Linked DNA regions of Homo sapiens: region 2 is linked to region 1. A link is a loop called in an ENCODE intact Hi-C map of the cell type or tissue named here. Cell type or tissue: ascending aorta. All regions are shown on one strand. Links, peaks and the distances in the headings refer to the core of each region. The heading gives the core; the rest is flanking DNA. Region 1 has its middle 47 kb from the start of NUDT7. Region 2 has its middle 21 kb from the start of CLEC3A.

The links. A loop is a pair of places that touch in the nucleus more often than their neighbours do. Peaks named below come from ENCODE experiments on the same cell type or tissue, not always from the same donor. Only the 100,000 strongest peaks of a DNase experiment are listed, where the experiment ranks them.
Region 2: a loop joins it to region 1, with 14 times the contacts of the local background. A loop is called at or near these places in 57 of 110 quality-filtered maps.

The regions. Positions count from the first base shown.
Region 1 is chr16:77,669,595-77,681,489 of GRCh38, reverse strand. No RefSeq gene overlaps it. Among named protein-coding and RNA genes, the nearest start is that of NUDT7, 47 kb to the left of the region's middle. In ascending aorta, for the core only: a CTCF peak has its summit at 5,584 (motif pointing left); a DNase peak (open chromatin) is centred at 5,549.
Region 2 is chr16:77,995,840-78,007,734 of GRCh38, reverse strand. No RefSeq gene overlaps it. Among named protein-coding and RNA genes, the nearest start is that of CLEC3A, 21 kb to the left of the region's middle. RefSeq lists a silencer at 4,505-4,704 and enhancers at 9,642-9,811, 10,468-10,637, 11,284-11,783, 11,784-11,895, 11,144-11,895. In ascending aorta, for the core only: a CTCF peak has its summit at 4,603 (motif pointing right); DNase peaks (open chromatin) are centred at 4,164 and 4,644; H3K27ac peaks cover 350 bases.

The sequences.
Region 1 (11,895 bases), core at 2,336-10,335:
TGGAGTTCAAGGTAGTTGCACAGAGCCAGTAAGATAAGTCAGAAAGCTGTTGTAAATGTAAAGAGGAATGGGCCAGGGCATGGCTGGGAAATGTAGAAGGGTAGGGTAGGGTGACAATCTGAATATATAATTACTGGGTTACTTACTAAGAGACCTAGCAGTCGTTTCCCTTTCAACTTCTCCCCAACCATGGAGCAAGAACAAGGTTCGAAGCAGCTTAAAACCAGAAGGCTCTTTGGATTAAAGATAGTTGAAATTCCCAGCATTTTGGAGTTCCTAAAACAACTCAGGAAACTCATGCTCCTGCTAACATTCTGTTTTCTACAGCACCTTTGTCCCAGGGGTAATTACAGGGCATCTTTTTTTTTTCCTTCACACTATAGCTCCTTTTTCTTTCTTTCTTTTTTTTTTTTAAGAAAATCATTTGTCTTATTAAAAATGACCAGTATGAGAGGCCAGGTACGGTGGCTCACGTCTGTAATTCCAACACTTTGAAAGGCTGAGGTGGAAGGATTGCTTGAGCCCAGGAGTTTGAGACCAGCCTGGGCAACTTAGCAAGACCCTGTCTCTACAAAAAATTACCCACGCTCCTGCAAAATAAATAAATAAATAAATAAAGACCAGCCTGGGAATGTAAAATAGCGCAGCCACTTTGGAAAACAGTTTGGCAGTTTGTTAAAAAGTTACACATAAAACAAGTTCAGGCCTGGCACAAAGGCTCACATCTGTAATACCAACACTTTGGGAGGCTGAGGCATGAGTATTACTTGAGCTCAGGGGGTTGAGACAAGCCTGGGCAACATAGGGAAACCTTATCTCTTTAAACAAAACAAAACAAAACAAAAAAAGCTGGGTGAGGTGGCATGCACCTGTAGTCTCAGTTACTCTGGAGACTGAGGTGGGAGGATCGCTTGAGCCCTGGAAGGTGAGGCTGCAGTGAGTAGTGATCATGCTGCTGCACTCCAGCCTAGGCAACAAAGCGAGACACAGTCTCAAAAAAAATAAATAAATAAAATTCAAAGTATTAAAAATTAGACATAAATTTACTATATAATCCAGCAATTCTATTACAATGTATCTACACAAAGGAACGGAAAACACGTGTCCACATGAAGACTTGGACATGAATTATCATAGCAACATTATTTGTAATGGTTGAAAACTGGAAACAATCACAAATCCATTGAATGGTAAATGCTTAAACAAAATGAACTGCATCCATAAAAGGAATATTAATCAGGAATAAAAAAGGAACAAAGCCCTGTTACATGCTAGAATGTAGATGAATCTGAAAAACATATGCTGAGTGAAAGAAGCCAGATGCAAACACAGTTTCTATGGTGGCATTGACGTGAAATGTCGTGAAAAGCAGAACTTTAGCAACAGAGGATTAGGGGTTACTGGAGGTGGAAATGAGGCATATAACCTCAAACTGACACAAGGGACCTCCTTGGGCTAACGGAAATGTTCTAAAACTGGATTATGGCACTAGTTGCATAACTGAAAATTTACTGCAAAAATCATTGAATTGTACACTTAAAACAAATGAATTTTATGGTACTGTATATAAATTATATCTTTAAAAATATTTTTATAATGATCAATAGCCTTCTAAAATTTTCATTTAGGTTAGATGGCATATCTGAAATGTCATTTTAAACATTAACAACTATAGCAGTCATTTTGGCTCCACACTCTAAAAAACACAACTTTCAAAGCTGTTTTATTCTTTGGCTTAGGAAAGAAAAGAACACAAGACTTTAAGATGGCTCAGGGATTTAGTAAGTCATTGAAGCTGAAACTTTCCACCATGTTCATTGAAATTAAAAGATTATGATTTGCAGATGTTTTCCAGTGGGTCTGGACTGTTTGTCAGCATTTCAGATTCTGTAGAACTTTTTGGGCATGCAATGGAGCAATTAGTGCTGACAGCCCTTTTCTATAATTGTGCTATATCTAAGGCTAGCCCTGGAAATAAACGGTGTTGCTCAACTAACAGCTACGAATTAGCCAAGACAAGAGCATGTTACTTTCCTTTGGTTATGTATCAAATTAGCATTTCACAGGATCGCATGTCTTTTTTGAAGAGCCATGAAGCAGACATTATGGACGCATTTAAAGGAGTCTAATTTGCCTCGATTCTAGTTGTATGTATTAAGCCAACTTTTCTTGGATAAGGACTGAAAGGTATGTAGAGAAATTTAAGTCTAGGAGAGAGATTTATAAGATCAGCACAGATCATTCCCAAGAATCCAAGCAGGCATCGCATGACATTTCAGACTTAACCTTTCACCTCCTAGGAGAGCTGGGTCTTCTGCTCCAGGCTTCCACAGTGATTAAGAACAGTCACTAGTCTCAACCACGCCTATGTTTTGAGTTCTGATTCTACCACATGTTACAACCTTTTTTTGTTTGTTTGTTTGTTTTTTTGAGACCAAATCTCGCTTTGTCGTCCAGGCTGTAGTGCAGTGGTGTGATCTCGACTCACTGCAACCTCCGCCTCCCAGTTTTAAATGATTCTCCGGCCTCAGCCTCCTGAGTAGCTGGCATTACAGGTGTGTGCCACCACGCCCAGCTAATTTTTGTATTTTTAGTAGAGATGGGGTTTCACCATGTCGGCCAGGGGTGGTCTCGAACTCCTGGCCTCAAGTGATCCACCCACCTCCACCTCCCAAAGTATTGGGATTACAGGTGTGAGTCCCCGTGCCAGGCTTTTTTTTTTTTTTTTTTCCTGGGACAGGGTCTCACTCCTGTCTCCCAGGCTGGAGTGGCAGTGGCACAATCACAGCTCACCACAGCCTTGATGTCCTGGGCTCAGGTGATCGTCCCGCCTCAGCCTCCCAAGTAGCTGGGACTATAGGTGCATTGCTAATATTTTTTGTATTTTTAGTAGAGATGGGGTCTCTTTATCTTGCCCAGGCTGGCCTTGAACTCCTGGGTTCAGGCAATCCTTGCCCCTCGGCCTCCCAAAGTGCTGGAATCACAGGCATGAGCCACTGTGCCTGGTATCTCCTACTATCATTGCAACTTTTGGTGAATGATATGGTTTGGCTGTGTCCCCACCCAAATCTCATCTTGAACTGTAGTTCCCATAATCCCCACGTGTCGTGAGAGAGACCCAGTGGGAGGTAATTGAATCATAGGGGCACTTACCTCCATGCTGTTCTCATGATATTGAGTGAGTTCTCACAAGATCTGATGGTTTTATAAGTGGTTCTTCCCACCTTCTCACTCTGCACTTCTCCTTGCTGCTGCCACGTGAGGAAGGATGTGTTCGCATTCCCTTCCACCATGATTGTGGACTTCCTGAGGCCTCCCCAGCCATGCTGAACTGTGAGTCAATTAAGCCTCTTTCTTTATAAATTACCCCGTCTCGGGTATGTCTTTATTAGCAGTGTGAGAATAATCTAATACAGTGAGTACCTGACATTTTTTAATCCTCAGATTTTCTGTCAGAAAACATAAAAATTACGTCTGTTCCAGAGGGTTTTGTTTTGCTTCTGTTTGTTTGTTTTTGAGACAGAATTTCGTTCTTGTTGTCCAGGTTGGAGTGCGATGGCACCGTCTCAGCTCACTGCAACCTCCGGCTCCCGGGTTCAAGGGATTCTCTTGCCTCAGCCTCCCAAGTAGCTGGGATTACAGACGCCCACCGCCATGCCTGGCTACGTTTTTTGTATTTTTATAGTGACGGGGTTTCACCATGTTGGCCAGGCTTGTCTTGAACTCTAACCTCGGGTGATCTGCCCGCCTCAGCCTCCCAAAGTGCTGGGATTACAGGCGTGAGCCACCGCACCCGGCCCCACTGGGTTATCGTGAGGGATTATAAAAATAATTTATATGGAGAGCTTGGCCCAAATTAGGTATCACAAAACATAGGCTATTAGTAACGGTAGTTGTGGTGTCCTGTAGAATCTTCTATCAGAGATAGAAGCACTGTTTTGTAATTATAGTTTAGAAACATCTAGAATGTGTTCAGATGTGAACTATTTGAGGAAGGAAATATCTTCTTATGTTCTTGGCATGAAGCACCGTGCCTGTCACACTGTGTTCCTCTATAAATATTTTTCTACTCATTGAGCTGAATGGTGCCTCATTTTATAGATGAGAGAAGCAAGCTCAGAGATGGTGAATGGTTTCCCTAGGTTGCATAATCTGTGCTATGATGGAATCCAGTATTTCTGGTCCTTCGCCTGAGGCATTTAGCCCGGTTAGCAAAATAGAACGATTGGCTGGGAAAAAGCTGGGAAGTGGGGCAGATTCATAACACACTGGCCAGGCTGCAGATCAGGAGGGTGCTCATGTTTTTAGCTGGACCTCATGGTTGGTTGCCTGAACCACTGTCTCCCTAGCACCTTTCATACCCTGAACTCTACTTTTCACTGTGCCTACCCAGCAAAACCTTAACATTGTGTCAGTAGTGAATTTTCCTTCCCTATTCTTACTCCCAGGCTTCTGAACTTTATGGCAGAAACCCATGTGACTAGGCAGGATGCTACATTACAAATTTTTGGATTCCAGTGCTTAATGAAGTACCTGGGACATAGTAGGCACTTGGTATGTCTTTGAGAGAGTATGTGAATGAGTGAATGAATTAACATGTCTTAGTTCAAAGTCCTGTAGTTGTCTTTGGTCAGCTCCTCTCCCACCTCCAAAGTCATTGAAGGCAATATAAGAGCAGCTGTGAGCCCATTCTCTGGAGTTTAGACCCAGTGGCACCATTTCCTATCAGCATGCTCTTGGGCAATGCACTTCATCTCTTGTCTTTGTCCTCATCTAACAATAGGGATCTCTTTGTCCTCATCTAAAAATAGGGATAGTAAGAATATTGACTTCATTGGGTGAGTGAGAGGAATTCATGCATTAATTCACGTAAAGCACTTCGCACTTGCCTGGTACATCAACGAATATTGTCCTATTATTATTATTATTACTCCTATAACCAACACAACCTCTGACTCCCAAACTGGGGAGGAAGATTTTGCTCTTGACTTGAAGGAGAGATTTGGATCCCTTAGGTGTGAATGATCTCACATTCTAAATTCCTACTCCCAGATTTTAAACCAGGGAGACACGTGGTCCAATTTGTATTCTAGAAAGAGTACAACTTCAGGAGAGTTACTTCAGAATAAGCCAAAATGTAGAACTATAGAAATTTAGAGGAGAAATAAGATTTGAGGGTCATTTATTAAATAAGATTTGAGGGTCATTTATTAAATTTGAGGGTTATTTATCAAATACGCCAAAATGTAGAATTATAGAAATTTAGAGGAGAAATCAGATTTGAGGGCCGTTACTTTTAATGGCGAAAACTGCACTTACTTTTGCAACCTAATAGAAAACTTTCACCATCCATTTGGGAAAATTGCAATCCACAGTTGAAGTGACTACCAGACTGACTCCAGGTCTCGGGCATATTGAGTCCCAGCTCCAAGTATTTAATATTTCTCATGCTGTCATCTCTTAGCGCACAGGCAAAAATGTGTCCTGTGCTTTTTAACCTCCTCTGACGCTGGTGGGTCTGTGCCATCCTCTCGTTTAGGTCTAACGGGGAGAATGTGTTGTATAATCCTGCCCTCTGCTGGATAGTGTGCATATTGCAGCAAAGGGAAGTGCATGAGAAATCCGTCAATAAAGCCAGCCAGATGTCAAACTGAAAGATTCTCCCTGCAAGGAGAAATGGCAATCCTGGGGTTCCTTGGGGTGTGTGTGAGGGATTTCTTGGAATTCTGGTACCAGGATGGAAAGCGTAGTCTTTTATTAAAGGAGCGGGGGCCGAGCAGTGGGGGGTGATAATGTTTCTTTCAAGAGGAATATTGGAAGCGGCCACTCCTTTAGCCACCCGTGTAATTGTCATTCTTTTACTAAGTCTCAAACTCTTTCCGTATTACTAAGAGGTGTTTTGCAGGAGTCCTGGTCTATTCTACTTTGTAAGTCTGTGAACATTTAGAAATTGGTTTATCAAGTCCCAGAAGAGTGCATGCAATGAATCTACCCTGTGGACAAAAAAATTTGCCAAGCATAGTCAGTTTTATAAAAGATGATCAAGTTAAACCGGGACTGAATGTAGCTATGAGTATAACCATTATTATGTCAAGAGGGTGACAGCTTCACAACGAAGCCTGTAATTCTCCATCACAGCGTTTATCTTGCTTATTGAATTCCTTAGACTTTCTTACAAGGCTACAGACTGCATAAGGGCAGGGATCATATTCACCTTATTTTGCTGCTGTAGCCCCAGAATTTAGTAACAGTGTCATGTACACACGAGATCCTCAATGATTAGTTCTTGCCTGACCAACTGAAAATCCTGTTGACTGTCTCTAAAGTCGTGTTGATAGCTGATAGGTGAAAAGTTCCTTTGTGTTTTTGGATAAATATCTGCAGTGTGGGTCATCGTGTTGCAATTGTTTAGTCTTCGACTGTGACCACAACACAAGGAATCCATGGAACTAAAAGTACATATTTGAGCTTAACTTTCTGAGCATTGAGGCTACCAACTCCTTAAAGGGGCAACCATGTGAGTAACAAGGCTTAATTTGATTATTTACTAATACAAAATGTGTGCTTTTATTAACTAGGGTTAGAGTTTTGCATTTACTGGCAATGAGAATTTGGGCAAGCCATTTATTGACGCTAAGCTTCTGTTTCTGTATGTTTCTGCGTGGAGATACAAGTAGTATCTATTTCATAGTTTTGTTCTGAAAAATAAACGAGTTAATTTATTTAATTTACTTGGCTCCAAGGCTTATACGTGGAAAATGATCCGTAAATATTATCAGTAAAAGAAGCGGGAGGAAGATACAGGAAGGAGAAAGAAATAGCTATGGTTGTTTTTTCAGATACAATTGGTGATTTCATTGCCCTTGTTATATTACCTATTAGGCATAATGTTTGTTAAATCTCATTAATTCAAACTACCTTTTTTTTTTTTTTTTTTTTGAGACCAAGTCTCGCCCTGTTGCCCAGGCTGGAGTGCAGTGGTGCAAACTCAGCTCACTGCAACTTCCACCTCCCGGGTTCAAGCGATTCTCCTGCTTTAGCCTCCTGAGTAGCTGAGATTACAGGCACCACACCTGGCTAATATTTGTATTTTTAGTAGTAACAGGGTTTCACCATGTTGGTCAGGCCGGTCTTGAGTTCCTGACCTCATGATCCGCCTGCCTCGGCCTCCCAAAGTGCTGGGATTACAGGTGTGAGCCACCGCGCCCGGCCTCAAACTCTTTTTTTTTTTTTTTTGAGACAGCGTCTGGCTCTGTCGCCCAGGCTGGAGTGCAGTGGCGCGATCTCGGCTCACTGCAAGCTCCGCCTCCTGGGTTCACGCCATTCTCCTGCCTCAGCCTCTCAAGTAGCTGGGACTACAGGAGCCCGCCACCGCTCCCGGCTAATTTTTTGTATTTCTAGTAGAGACGGGGTTTCACTGTGTTAGCCAGGATGGTCTCGATCTCCTGACCTCATGATCCACCCGCCTCGGCCTCCCAAAGTGCTGGGATTACAGGCGTGAGCCACCACGCCCGGCCTCAAACTCCTTTTATATAGAGAAACCACATTTTAGGTTTTAAGTTGCTACATTATCTAGTTGGAGAAATTACTTAAAAATACAAAATTAGCTGAGTGTGATGGTGCGTGCCTGTAATCCTAGCTACTTGGGAGGCTGAGGCAAGAGAACCACTTGAACCCAGGAGGCTGAAGTCACAGTGAGCCGAGATGGAGCCACTGCATTCTAGACTGGGCGACAGAGACTCCATCTCAAAAACAAAACAAAACAAACAAACCAAAAGCAGTATTTCATTTTTTTTTCTTATTTCAAAAAGTAATCCATTCTCACCATGGGGAAATTTGAAAATATAGAAAAGCACCAAAGGAAAAAAAAATTACCATTAACCCCACCACTCAAAGTTAACTACTCTATAACCTTTATGGATTTTTACATTTTATACAACTCTTATTAAAATCATTCTGCCTTGTAACTTTTCTTACTTGTCATGACTCCTCTCCCACACTATCAGAAATCAAGTTTTAGAAGAATATTTAAAGACTGACAGTACCTGGTTGCATGGGTTCACCGTAACAGAGGTAACTAGAACCTTGTTGCAGGATGTGAGATGGTTCCAGGCTGTACTCTATGACAATCACATTGTGTGAAGCCACCTGATGACCTAAATCCTTGCACGGATTCTTTATACTTTTATTGGGGGTAGGTGTTTTGGCAGTGGAGTTACTGGGTAAAAAGATATCCATGAATATACTTTTCTCAATACCACACATGGTTTAATTATCGGAATCAGATCTCAAATATACACTGAACCTCAAAAATGGTGAGGGATAAAGAAAGATCTTCTGTCTAAACTCCAAATTCTAGCAGGGCGCGATGGCTCATGCCTATAATCCTAGCACTTTGGGAGGACGAGGTGGGAGGATCACCTGAGATCAGGAGTTCAAGACCAGCCTGGACAAAATGATGAAACCCCGTCTCTACTAAAAGTATAAAAATTAACCAGGCGTGGTGGTGCACACCTGTAATCCCGGCTACTTGAGAGGCTGAGGCAGGAGAATCGCTTGAACCCAGGAGGTGGGCGTTGCAGTGAGCCAATATCCTGTCACTGCACTCCAGCCTGGGCAACAGAGTGAGACTCTGTCTCAAAAAAATAAACAAAAATGGACTCCAAATTCTGGCCTTCTTTTTTTTTAAATTTTATTATTATTATATTTTAAGTTTTAGGGTACATGTGCAGGTTTGTGGGGTGGGGGGAGGGGGGAGGGATAGCATTAGGAGATATACCTAATGCTAAATGACGAGTTAATGGGTGCAGCACACCAACATGGCACATGTATACAAATTCTGGCCTTCTTTAACCTTGTTGACTCTCTTGGTGCATTTACCCAACTCCTCTGCCATCCATTTTCCACCCTTCTGAAGGGCAGTTCGCATTGCTCCTTGCTCCTTCCCTGGGAAGTAGTAGTGACTCTGGGCCATGGCCCTGGTAAGTGTTTAACAACTGACTCTCCAGAGAAGTGAGGGATGCCCTCATGTGTAGCATTTGCCTTCTGTATTAGTCAGGGTTCTCTAGAGGGACAGAACTAATGGCATATATGTATATATGAAAGGGAGTTTATTAAGGACTGTTGACTCACACGATCACAAGGTAAAGTCCTACCATAGGCCGTCTGCAAGTTGAGGAGCAGGGAAGCCAGTGGTGGATCAGTCTGAGTCCCAAAACCTCAAAAGTAGGGAAGCCCACAGTGCAGCCTTCAGTCTGTGGTCAAAAGCCCCAGGAGCTCCTGGCAAACCACTGGTGTAAGTCCAAGAGTCCAAAAGCTGAAGAATTTGGAGTCTGATGTTCGAGGGCAGGAAGCATCCAGCAGGGTAGAAAGATGAAGGCTGGAAGACTCGGCAAGTCTGCTGTTCCATCTTCTCCTGTCTGCTTTCTCTAGCCGTGCTGGCAGCTGTTTAGATGGTGCCCACCCAGATTGAGGGTAGGTCTGCCTCTCCCAGTCCACTGACTCTCCAATGTTAATCTCCTTTGGCAACACCTTCACATGGGTATTATATGCACAATGCTGTGAGATCAAGATAGTTATCGCCAGCTTCGTGATCACAGACACACCCAGGAACAATACTTTGCATCCTTTAATTCAATCAAGTTGACACTCAGTTATTGACCATCACACCTTCCACGGTGTAAATTCCCAGCATGGCCAATTTTAAGCCACCAACATGATATCCCTGAACATGGAGCTGGGAAGGGAAGTGCACAAGTGGCTCTGAAGAGCTGGAATGAGCCAGCTCTAGCATACCACTGTGGGTACCAATGAGTAGACAAAACAGCCACCTGTCCCCTCTTCCTTCCCTAAGGGAGCTATGAAGGCCAAGAGACATGTTGCTTTTCTCATTCCTCTTTACCTTAGGCTCCCGTCAAAGCCTTGAGAAGAACCAATTGTCATTCCAGGTGAAAAAAAAGCACCTCACTGTCCCTCTTTACCTCTCCCAAATATTTTCCATCTGGTTGTAGAGACATTATATTTCAAAAAGTTACACATGCTTCCTTTTCATAATTATTGGTAAATAGTTTAACATGCAAACATCTAATTGTGGGAATGATAACTGAAATCTGCTTATACTAACATGGAAATGACTACCATAAAATCACTTCCTGTTTAGATCGTGTTAAACATACTAGATGGGTTTCAGAAACATTCGTTTGCATTAACAACTTCATTTTACAAATTAAAAAAATCAAAACACAGACAGGTTCCTTAGTATGTCCAGTTGGATTTCAATTTTTTTGTGCAAATATTTGCAGAGCATCCCGGCATATATAAGGGTTCATATTGGATGCAGGGATGGATACAAAGCTGGACAATTTGAAGTGCCCCATATTGGGCATTTCCTAGTGTCAAGAAATGGGCTAGAAATTTTACATATCACCTATGTGGTTTAGTCTTCATGATGAGCCTGCATGGAAGGTTGTTTTCATCCCTGTTCCATAAAAAAGGAAACACTTTTGGGATCAAACCCAGCTCACTGACTCCTGGCTGCAGGTCTGTTTTCTGAGCCACTCAGTATTGGTCTGCTTAAGCTGCCATAATAAAATACTATAGTTTGGTATTGGGTTGCTTAAACAACAGAAATTAACTTTCTTGCATTCTGGAGGCTACAAGTCCCAAATGAAACTCCAGCATAGTTGGGTTCTGGTGAGGGCTCTCTTTTTGGCTTCTTGCTTTATCCTCACGTGGCTAGGGAGGTGGGGTTGGGGGAGAAAGAGAGAGTGTGCTGCCTAGCTCTGGCCTCTCTTCCTCCTCGTATAAGGACACCAATCCTATTGGATTAAGGCCCCACCCTTATGGCCTCATGTAACTTTTTTTTTTTTTTTTTTTGAGACAAGGTCTTGGTCTTTTGTCCACGCTAGAGTACAGTGGCTAAATCTTGGCTCATTGCAACCTTCTTCTTCTGGGCTCAAGCCATCCTCCCACCTCAGCCTCCCAAGTAGCTGGGACCACAGGTTGGTGCCACCATGCCCAGCTAATTTTTGTATTTTTTGTAGAGACGGGGTTTCACTATGTTACCCAGGCTGGTCTCAAGCCCTGAGCTCAAGCTGTCTGCCCACCTTGGCCTCCCAAAGTGCTGGGATTACAAGCGTGAGCCACTGCACCCGGGTGACCTCATTTAACCTTAATTACCTCCGAAAGATTCTGTCTCCAAATACAGTCACAGTGGGGGCTGGGGCTTCAACACAGGATTTTTGCTGGGACACGATTTGGTCTATAGCACATTCCAACATGCTTCTTTCCCTCCAACAGTTTCAAATATATGTATTTGGGTGCATATGTTTGAAAATGATCATTGGAACTCAGCTCTCTTTCCCCCAACTCTGTCATCCCATGTGGCTTACACCGTTAAGAAGAAAGATGGGCTTTAATCAAATGTTAAATGGCAAGCAATGGAAACAAAATACTGGTTTACACCCCAACCTAGATGATTCTCAAATGCATTATATGATGTAAAAGAAGTCAGACTCAAAAGACCACTAAGTGGATGATTCTGTTTATATGACATTCTAGAAAAGGTTAAACTATAGGGATAGAAAATGGATCAGTGGCTCGTGGATCTTTTGGGGGTAGGAATTGGGATGGAGAAAGGAGTCAAAGCAGTATGGGGGAATTTTGGTGGATGGTAGAACTGTTCCATATCTTGAGTGTGATGATGGTTATACAACTGAATGTGCTTGTCAACTTGCAGAACTATGCCATAAAACGTATTTTCTGTTTACTGTATGTAAGTTTTACTCAGAGTGGCTGGGATTGCTGTCGTTCATGTCCTGTCACGTGAAGTCTGGGGATCCAAGCTGCTCATCCTAGCTCTGCCCTTCTGCCTCCTTGGGTGTACCTTATGGGGAC
Region 2 (11,895 bases), core at 1,487-9,486, 330 kb before region 1:
CTCTGGAGGCTGAGGCATGAGAATCACTTGAACTGGGGAGGTGGAGGTTGCAGGGAGCTGACCGAGATCATGCCACTGTACTCCAGTCTGGGCAACAGAGTGGGACTCTGTCTCAAAAAACAAAATGGAGTTTAAAAAATAAAGTGTGTGTGTGTGTGTGTGTGTGTATACACACATGTGTATCTCCTGATGCGCTTTGTTTCCCTGAGTCCTGTGTGACACAGCATTAGAGGGTAGGTGGTGGTGACCCACTTCCAGATGGTTCCCAATGACTGCTCCTTACTTCTTGATATTCATTCATACTTACATAGTCTCCTCTTACACTGAACAGGGATGACCTGTGTAATGGATAGGATATTGTGCAAATGGGAGTATGTGACCTCCAAGATAACGTCATAAAAAGTATTGCAACTTCCACTTGTCTCTCTTGGATTGCTTGCCCTGGGGGAAGCCAGCGGACATTCAGCCAGAACCACCCAGCTAAACCACTCCCAAACTCCTGACCCTTAGAAGACACTAGATGTTGATCATTATTTTGAGTTGCCAAAGTTTGGAATAATTTTTTTTTTTTTAGAGACACGGTCTCATTCTGTTTTCCAGGCTGAAGTGTAGTGGTGCGATCATAGCTCACTGCAACCTTTAGCTGCTGGGCTCACACGATCCTCCTCCTGCAGCCTCCAGAGTAGCTAGGACTACAAGTGTCCACCATCACGCCTGGCTAATTTTTTTTTTTTAAGTTTTTTGTTAGAAACGTGGTCTCCCTATGTTACCCGGGCTGCTCTCGATCTCCTGGCCTCAAGCAATCCTTCCCCCTCAGCCTCCTAAAGCACTGGGATTACAGGTATGAGACGCTGCACTTGGCCTAGGGGTAATTGTTACACAGCATTAGATCCCAAAATTGTGAACAAATGATTGTATTTTTGGCTCTGAGTTTTAGGCTTGTTTGTTATCTAACAATAGATACAAAACTCATTTCTAAAATCCTGACAGTCATGCTACAAATCTGAATCGGTTAGTTGTATGTACTGCTGTAAAGAAAATCAGGCCGGGGCGGTGGCTCATGCCTGTAATCCCAGCACTTTGACAAGCTGAGGTGGGTGGATCGCTTGAGGTCAGGAGTTTGAGACCAGCCTAACCAACATGGTAAAACCCTGTCTCTACTAAAAACACAAAAATTGGCCGAGCATGATGGCGGGTACCTGTAATCCAAGCCACTCAGGAGGCTGAGGCACAAGAATTGCTTAAACCCAGGAGGTGGACGTTGCAGTGAGTCAAGATTGCACCACTGCACTCCAGCCTGGGCAACAGAGAGAGACTCCATCTCAAAAAAAAAAAAAAAAGAAAAAGAAAAAAAGAAAAGAAATCCAGTTAACACCATGTTGAACAAATGGGGGTATATTTTTCTCATATAAGAAGATATTTAGAGAGAGAGGGTAGTTCATTCTAGTGTGGGCCCAGTGGCTTTACATTTGGGTACTGAATTAGTATCTTTGCAATTTCTATTGCTTCCCCCTCAGTCACAAGATGGCTGCAGCACCTCCAAGTGTCACGTCTTCACAGCATCACTTTGAAAGGAGGGAGCAGGGGGTATTAATGGGAAGGAAAGATGGTGCTCACATACCTCCCTCTTATTAGAGAGGGAACTTGCTCTCAGATGCCCCCTAGCGGATTTCCCCTTAATGTTTCATTGGTCAAAATTGGGCCACAGGGTCATTCCTAGACTGGGGCCAGGAGAACATTTTCTGAGCGCAAAAAAGTACCAGATACTTGAACAAAACAGATGTTCTGGGCCCGGCACCCATGGCTCATGCCTGTAATCCCAGCACTTTGGGAAGCCGAGGCAGGCAGATCACCTGAGGTCAGGAGTTCAAGACCAGCCTGGCCAACATGAGAAAACACCGTCTCTACTGAAAACACACAAAAAATTAGCCAGGCATGGGGGCGGGCGCCTGTAATCCCAGCTACTGGGGAGGCTGAGGCAAGAGAACTGCTTGAACCCCGGAAGTGGAGGTGGCAGTGAGCCAGGATCACACTGCTATACTCCAGCCTGGGCTACAAGAGTGAAACTCCATCTCAAACAAACAAACAAACAAACAAACAAAAATACCAAGTTTTCTGTTAACAAGAGAATCAGCAGGGGCAGCTTTTAGATAGGTAGTCAGTAAGGTTTGCTGTAGAGTCTTTACCAGACAAAATCCATTAGATTTCAACCTTTTCAGGAAGGACTCTGCTGACCGTCAGAACTTTCTTATAAACTTTAGGGGGACATGGAGTACTGGATACTTTCTCTTTGAAACACTAAGCACTGTACTTTGTGTAATTTGTAATTTAACAGTGCCTGTATTTTTTACTAGACCACACCTTTCAGAAATGGGATCTGATATCAGAGTGGGTCTGATTCATGGCTGAGGATATGGCATCTGGCACACATGACTCCAAGTTCATTCTCCTCCTCTACTCTCCCTCTTGCTGTTTTTTGTTACTTCTAGTCATTAGGAACCATCGTGACAAAGTCAAATTCTGGTTTTCCACTAATTTTTTTTTGAAACGGTCTTGCTCTAATCCAGGTTGGAGTGCAGTGGCGTAATCATAACTCCCTGTAGCCTCAACCTCTGGCCTCAAGCAATCCTCCCACCTCAGCCTCTTGAGTAGCTGGGACTACAGGGATGTGACACCATGCCTGGCTAATCTAAAAAAAAATATTTTTTTTACAGACGTGAGGTCTCACTTTTTTGCCCAGGCTTATCTCACACTCCTGGCTTCAAATGACCCTTCTGTCTTGGCGTCCAAAAGTGCTGAGGTTACAGGTGTGAGCCGCTGAGCTCGGTGTATTTATAAATGCATCCTACAGATGTTGAATGGACTTGTTGAGCACAACTGTCTAATAAAGCAAGGTATTGGCTTTTTAGCAAATGAAATGTTCCACTCTGAATGGAAGTCCAAAGATGAGAATTGGGTTTCTCCTTTACTTTATAGACCTGACAATGCTTGGTTAAATATTAATCAGACACTCCTGGAGATGGGGCCTGAGTATGGTGATATAACTGTGGCTCACAGTCACAATTTAGGACTCATACTGCTTCCTGCTTCCTCTGGAATAACGCCATTTCCCTCAAGGCTTGTCAAGTTGAGAGTAGGTAGGTAGAGGTGACAGGAAGATATTCGATCAGACCTGGTTTGCTGGGCGATGAGTAGAGAGGACCCTGATTAGTTTTGACTAGACTGCAGCAGCCCCTCTATCCACCCTCTTTCAGATTTATCTGTTAAATATCGGTTGGCCCCACTATGTGCCAGAAAGTGTCCTAGGTGCAAAGATACAAGAGTAAACCTGACTGACAAATATCCCTGCCCTCATAGAGCTTATATTCTAATGTTTACTGACATCTTCTCTCTTGAGAGCTATTCCATGAATTTTTAATTAATGTCCACTAGTATCTGAGATAAAATTTATTTTCACCCAAGGAAGATCATACAGCTTTTTTTCTGCCCAGCATTTTTTTTTTCCACGTAGATACAAAACCTGAGTTGTGAGAAATGCATTCTTAGTGGTTTGGGTGGAGATGAACAGCTCCTGTTCCAGTGTTCTACAGGCAGACAAGTGAACCACATATGAACACCCAGAGAAGCTTACTTATCTCTGGGCTGGAGGCTTCTCTGGGGCTTAAGCATCAGAACTATCAATAGGACTTTATTTCCTCCCTGCTGAGCTTGCTGAAGAGACAGTCACTGGTGCTGAAGGTTCACATCCCATCTCACCCCCACAGAGAGGGTGAAACAGTGTTACATCTTTCGACCTCCTGAGTTCATTGGTGCTAAAATCAAATAAATACCTTACAGAATGGACCCACCTACTTACTGTTTTTCCTCTGCCATTTCCCTCACTTTCTACTTTCCCGCTCTCATCTCTCTCGTTTTCAGTATTTATTGAATTTTTTTTAGTTTCCTATTTGTGTAACAAATGACCACAAACTCTGAGGCTTGTTTATGATATGATCATATTCATGATGAGTTTCTACAGGTCAAGAGTCTGGGCTTAGCTTATCCCCTGCTCAGTTTCGCTCAGTCGTCCAGGCTGGAGTGCAGTGGAGTGATCTCAGCTCACTGGAACCTCTGCATCCCAGGGTCAAGTGAGTCTCGTGCCTCAGCCTCCCGAGTAGCTGAGATTACAGGCATGCACCACCACGCCTGGCTAATTTTTGCATTTGTAGTAGAGAGGGGGTTACACCATGTTGGCCAGGCTGGCCTTGAACTCCTGGCCTCAAGCAGTCCTCCCCTGCTTTGGGCTCCCAAAGGGCTGGGATTACAGGAGTGACCCACTGCGCCTGGCTGAGAAAAGGATATTTTAAGCGAGTTATCAGAGTTGATGCAGAACCCTGTGTAAGCCATACTCCCTGCCTCCAGGCCTCAGTTTCACCATTGGGAATGATTTAACTAATGCCAGCACATTCCTTTCAGCGCTATAAGACGAAGTCGTTGTTACCTCCATAGCCCAGCAAATTGCCTGGCAACATTACAGGAGCTAGACAAATGTCCGCTGGATCAACCAATGAGAGTGGAGTGGAAATTAAGATAAATTAGCTGTGTGTCCCGGACTGACCACTAGGTGGCAGGAGGCTGACGCCAAGTCCAAGCTTGGTACCCGGTTGCTGGCTGGCTGGGAGCCTTCTGGGAGGAGCCTTGAATGTCCTTTTAGGCTGGGGCTTGTCATGGCGGCGGAAGAGGGGGAAGGGAGGGAGGCAGAAGGTGAGGTCTCTTTCACAAAAGGTCTGACACTTAGACTTTCCCCTTTATCCTCAAATGAATTTATTTCCATTGCCATAGAAATTCACAGATAGGATTGAGAAAAAGCTTTTCATGCAACTGTAGATCTGTATATTTTTATAAATTTAGCATCTAATTTTTAAAAATATATTGGAACATCTTAGTTGCAAGCTCTTTCTCCCCTTCCCATGAGCCATCCCACACTCCTGACCTACAGACCCAGGTATAGAACAGGGCCTCCCCTGTCATGGTGAGATGACACTGGGCTGTGCAGTCTCAGATCATTTCCATCACAGGAGAGGCCCGGGTCCTAACCAGCACTTTTCAAAATGCAGCAGAATCGCCTGGGGCTGCTGTACATAAAAATGCAGATTCCTAGGCAATGGCAGTCTCCGTAGATCAGAATCTCTGGGAGGGCTTTAGTCTGCAATTGTGTTGGCTTTTCACAAGTCTCCTAGGATTCTGAGGTACAACTGAAGTTTGAGAAACACTCCCTTAGGCTTTCTGGGGAGCCTTTCTGGGGCTCTCATCAGCCCTCTTGGAGGTCCAGAGATGCTCCAGCTACCTCCAGCTTCACACACACACACACACACACACACACACACACACACACACACACGTGCATACACGTGCATATGTACATACACATATGTTTTTTGTTTTCTGGATTACGTGCACAATGATGCATGTACATTCTACAAATCCATAGATTATAAAAGCAAATAATGTAGGAAATAGAAATCCTCTATGATATTGTAGACCGGAGAGAGCTGCTGTTGGTAATTGCTATTTTAACTGCCTCCAATCCTGATGCATCCCCTATTTAGGTACTAAAAATGTAGCAGAGTTTTTTCTCCCAGGAAAGCTTCATAAAAGCAAAATAGGGTGCCCACCCTCATCTAACAAATAACTCATGGCTTCTTTATGACCAAATACGTTTTTTTTTCCCCTCCTGGAGAAATCAAATGTCAATGTGGACCTGTAGCACTATGACATCAAATTCTCTACTCCTGAAGGTGAAGGGCAGGGCTCCTGTACTTGTTTCAGGATTTTTTAAGGAGGTGCAACAGGATTTGCACTGCAGGCTCAGTGACTTAGCTATCACATTAGCATGTGTTATTGGGAAACAGTCCAGAGTCCAAGTTCAAGGATTTCTTACAACTTTTGTTTTTACTTTATAGTGAAGTTTAAAGTTTTTGAAATATGTACTTGTCACTGTAATCTTTTGAGACTTCCTTTTCTTACTGAGGTTAAAATTGTCCAGCTATGCTAATGAGTTGATGGTATGTGAGCTCTATGAGCCAAACACTAAGCTAAATGCTTTATGTATATGATCTTAATTCTCTTGATAGCCCAACAGACTGATGGCTGTTATCCTCACTCTATTTATAAGGAAAGTGGTGTGGTTACGTGAGGTTATGACAAGCCTGCCCGAGGACCTACAGATCGTAAATCAGCAGTAAGGCCAGGATTTATAAAATCCTTGTAGTTTGACTATAGAGCCATGTCCTTAATCGCTATAATATAGTGGCCATTCAACTTTTTCTGTGACTTGGCCATGAAGAATCATGGTAAATATTTGCTATTCTTCCTAAGGGAGAATTGGCAGCTTTGCTCATTCTATACGATTTCTTGTTTTATTCTCTTGACAATATTGCAAGGTGGTTTAAGCTCCTCCCATTTTGCTGTTCTACAAAATGCAAAGAACATGAGAAAAACCTCCACTGGACTAGATGATCCTAGGTCAGGGTTCCCCAGAGTGTGTTCCCCAGAATTCTGATAAAAGCCTCCATGGGAACTGAGTATTAGAACTCATCTCGGAAGGTCACAGGGCAGCTACTAGTGAGGAAAGGCTCTAAGAAGGTCTGTCATTAAAAGAAAATATTTGGTACCATTAGCAGTACTATTACCATGAACAATATCAAAGTACGATGAAAGGAACTGATACTTACAGAGTATGATAGGCAGAACTTGAAGTTGATTACCCTGCCCTCCCACCCCCTAGTATCTACACCTGTATTATTTTTCACACTGCTGATAAAGACATACCCAAGTCTTAAGAAAGAGGATTAATTGGACTTGCAGTTTCACGTGGCTGGGAAGCCTCACCATCATGGTGGAAAACAATGAGGAGCAAGTCATGTCTTACGTGGATGGCATTGTGTCCAGAGTTGGTTCCTTCTGGTGGGTTCGTGGTCTCACTGACTTCAAGAATGAAGCTGTGGACTTTTGCGGTGAGTGTTACAGCTCTTAAAAGTGGTGTGGAACCAAAGAGTGAGCAGCAGCAAGATTTATCCTGAAGAGTGAAAGAACAAAACTTCCATGGCGTGGAAGGGGACCTCGAGCGGGTTGCCGCTGCTGGCTAGGAGATGGCCAGCTTTTATTCCCTTATTTGTCCTCACCCATGTCCTGCTGATTGGTCCATTTTACAGAGTGCTGATTGGTCCATTTTACAAACCTCTAGCTAGCTACAGAGTGCTGATTGGTGCGTTTTTACAGAGCACTGATTGTTGCATTTTACAAATCTCTAGCTAGCTACAGAGCGCTGATTGGTGTGTTTTACAATCCTAGCTACAGAGTGCTTGATTGGTGCATGTTATAATCCTCTTGTAAGACAGAAAAGTTCTCCAAGTCTGCACTCAACCCAGGAAGTCCAGCTGGCTTCACCTCTTAGCAGCAAGCAAAATAAGAGAACTTGTGCAGTGGAACTCCTCTTTTTAAAACCATCATATCTTGTGATACTCATTCCCTATTAGGAGAACAGTGCAGGAAAGACCCGCCCCTATAATTCAATCACCTCTCACCAGGTTCGTCCTACAACACATGGCAATTGTGGGAGTTACAATTCAAGATGGGATTTGGGTGGGGACACAGGCAAACCATATCAACACCCTTATAGAATCTCCTTCCCTTGAGTTTGCATGGAACCTGTGATTTGCTTCAAACCAGTAAAATATGACAAGGTGAAGGGATTGATTCTGCGTATACAATAAAGGTCCCAAATTTGTTGGCTTTGAGTTCACAGATGACCCTGTATGGACCTAGCCTAATACTGGGAGCCCTTTATAAAAGGGTCCTGGCCTTCCATGAAGGGAGAAGTACGCTGCCATGCTGTGAGATGCCCTGTGAGCATGGAAGAGGACTCTGAGCTTCAGCAGGGAATACAGCCTGCTAACAAAAGCATTGCAGGATTGTGAGACCCCAGGCAAACAGCACAGCCAAGGGATGTTCCGATTGCTGACCCATGGAAACTATGAGATAGTAAATGTACATTGCCTTAAGCCCCAAAGTTTGTGGTAACTTATTATGCAGTAATAAAAAACGAATCCAGAGACCTTCTGTAAATGACCCAAGGTCATTTCACACAGCTAAGCAGCAGAAACTCTACTCATAGCTCCAGAGAAATTGAGGCATATACCCAACCATGCCCATACTTAGTGATACGGGAGGGGGGCAGGGAAATGCTAGGTAGAGAAGGGCTGGGTCCCTGGTGAGGGCTCCACTCTTGGGCTTGTGTCCATGGACCTGAGTGAGAACAGGCACTCCTGTTTTTCCACCCAAATGTTGCATTTTCCAAAACCACTGTGGCCTGCCATACCCCAACCTGTGCCCATAAAAACCTGAGACGCTAGTGGGCACAGATACAAGCAGCTAAATATGAAGAGAGAGCAGAAGAACACACTGACATACACTAGCAGACACCGGCAGACCATCGAGGCAGGACAATGTATAATTTAGTCGGGACAGTCAAAGGAGAGTCCAGCTCCTGGGCGGCCTGACTCCCGGGGAAGATCACCTTCCGACTCCATCCCCCTTCTGGCTGCCCATCCACTTCACTGAGAGCTACCTCCACCACTCAGTAAAATCTTGCACCCATCCTCTAAGCCCGTGTATCATCCAATTTTTCTGGTACACTTAGGGCAAGCACCTGGAATACAGAAAGGCCTCTGTATTAGTTTGTTCCTTATGGTAAGATAGAAGGTCTAATTGAGCAATTAATACAAGCTGCCTGCAGACGGCAAAACTGACAGAGTTCACTGTAATACACATCCGCTGGGGCTTTGGGAGCTGGAAACATTCAACCCCAGACACGGCTGTGGGGTGAGAGCCCAAAAGCACTCCTTATAACCTGCCCGTCTGTATGCTCCCCCTAGGGGTTTGAGCAGCAGGGCACCAAAGAAGTGAGCCACACCCCTGTTGCATGCCCTGAGGGAGGAATAAGGGAAAACTCCTCCGTTTCATTAGTCTAATGCCTGTCACATCGCTGGTGCACAATCAAAACGTGTTGAACAAATGAAGGCAGGGTTTGAACCCAGGTCTGTCTCCTTGCATCACATCATATTTTCCTCTTCTACTCTAACATCCTGGGTCATGCTCTGCGCTGGAGCTGTGTGTCTATGAAGCAAGCATACCTTACCTTTGAACTTAATCTTCAGTTCATCAATACATCTGCAAATATTTACTAAGTGTAGCTAAATTCTCTGCCTGACTTGGGATGGACTTGCCATGAAGTTTTGTTTGAAAAAAGAGGAGTTAAATGACCATGAAGTGGTCATGATTACAGGAGGCGGATATATTTAGGTAGGTCAGTGTCTGTGCAGACCACTTCCCCAGCCGAAGGTTGTGATGCAAGGGGCCCTCTTATCTATATGCCAATTGCAGAGATTGACCGTGAATTTGAGGAAATGGCATTTCACATGGATTTCCACCTCTAAATGGCTGTTTCATAGATACTTAGTCAGGTGTTCTTTAGGGTGAAAGTAAGTGTAGGAATATCTGGGCCAAAGATTTTCTCTCTTTTATCAACACACCTTCCCAGAGCTCTTCCTCTCTAGTAGCTGCCCTATGACCTTCTGGGATGAACTCTATTATTATTATTATTATTTTGGGGGGGTAGATGGAGTCTCGCTCTTGTCACCCAGGCTGGAGGGTAATGGTGCAACCTCGGCTCACTGCAAACTCCACCTCCCTGATTCAAGTGATTCTCTTGCCTCACACTCCCGTGTAGCTGGGTTTACAGGTGCGCGCCACCAGACCCAGCTAATTTTTGTGCTTTTAGTAGAGATTGGGTTTCACCATGTTGGTCAGGCTAGTGTCAAACTCATAACCTGAGGTGATCCGCTCACCTCGGCCTTCCAAAGTGCTGGGATTACAGGCATGAGCCACCATGCCTGGCCATGGGATGAACTCTAATACTCAGTTCTTACGGAGGATTTTGGCAGAGAATTCTGGGGAGCACATTCTGGGGAACCCTAATCTAGGATCATCCAGTTGAGTGATTTTGTTTTCCCATTACCATTTTAAACTCATTATTATACTTAAAAATTAAGGGAGGGTAAGGCAGGTGGATCACTTGAGGTCTGGAGTTTGAGACCAAGCCTGGACAACATGGTGAAACCTCATCTCTACTAAAAATACAAAAATTAACTAGGCATGGTGGCCCACACCTATAATCCCAGCTACTCAGGAGGCTGAGGCGCGAGAGTTGCTTGAACCCAGGAGGCAGAGGTTGCAGTGAGCCAAGATTGTGCCACTGCACTCCAGCCTAGGTGACAGAGTGAGACTCCATCTCAAAAAATAATAATAAAACAAATAAAAATTAAGATGTAATTGAACTATCATAAAATTAACCATTTCAAAGTGTACAAGCCCGTGGTTTTTTTTTTTTTTTTTACTATATTTATGAGTTGTGCAACCATCACTACTATCAAATTCCAGGACATTTTCATTTCCTTAAAAGGAAATCCATATCTATCAGTCACTCCTCATTCCTCCTCCCTGTATCCCCGATCTACCTATTGTTTGTATAGACTAATCTAATCTGGATATTTCATATTAATGGAATTAGAGAATATGTGAAGTTTTGTCTTTGGCTTCTTTCATTTAGCATCTACTTTTCAAGATTGGTCCAGTTGGTTTTAAACTTCAGGATGCATCAGAACCTCTTGGGGATCTTACTAAAGTTCAGTTTTTCTGGCTCCTGTAAAATTGTTGGTTTGGTTTGTCTGGGGTGGGAATCAAGAATCTACCTCTTTGGGCTGGGTGCTATGGCTCACACCTGTACTCCTAGCGGTTTGGGAGGCCAAAGTGGGAGGATCATTTGAAGTCAGGAGTTCGAGACCAGCCTGGCCAAGATGGCGAAACCCTGTCTCTACTAAAAATACAAAAATTAGCTGGGTGTAGAGGCATACACCTATAGTCCCAGCTACTTGGGAGGCTGAGGTAGGAGAATTGCTTGAACCTGGGAGGCAGAGGTTGCAGTGAGCCAAGATGGTGCCACTGCACTCCAGCCTGGGCAACCAAGAGGAACTCCATCTCAAAAAAAAAAAAAAAAAAAAAAAAAAAAATACAGAATCTACCTCTTTGACAATTTCTCTGGGTGACTCTGTTGCAGGCAGACCAGAGACCAACTTTGAGATCCTCCAGCCTAGTTCAATGCTCTCCTTTTTCACAGGAGGAGGTTGAGGCTCAAAGAGGAAAAGTGGTGTCATGGAGGTCACACAGCTGCAACACTCCATCCAGGGCTTGTCTTGGGTTTGAGATGTGAGGCTCAGGCTTCTATCTCACTCTTTGGACCCAGTACTGTTGTGATTTAGGAGCTAAGAAGAAATTACTTAGATAGTGAAGGTATGGAAGTCCGTTAGAAACGAGCTCAGAATTGAAAGGAAAATGAGCACTCAAAGGATTTCTCAGCAAGGCAAATTTACTTCTGCAGAAGGGTGCTGCTCATACTTCTGGCAGCTGCAAGAGCACACCAAACAAAGGAGAGAAGGAGTTTTTATCCCTAACGCAGTCCCTATCCCTGTGTCCTTCCCCTATTGGCTAGGGTTAGACTGCATAATCTAAGCTGACCCCGATTGACTAAGACTTAAACTTTTCCAAGTAGGGTAAATGTGTGATTCGCAAGGGAGGGAGGGGGCAGTAGTGGTCCCTCTACTACAGCACAAAGCATGTTCAGACGTGTCCGGGCAAGTCAGGGCACAACAAGAGCAGGAGGGCTGCTCTCAGACTAGAAACAAAGTACAAGGAGATGAGGCCTCCAAACCAAGGACAAGGACATTACACAATTAACCCTTTGAAGAGGAATTCATCATCTCTGGCAAAGTCCTTGGTAAGGTTTCCCTTTTAATGTAA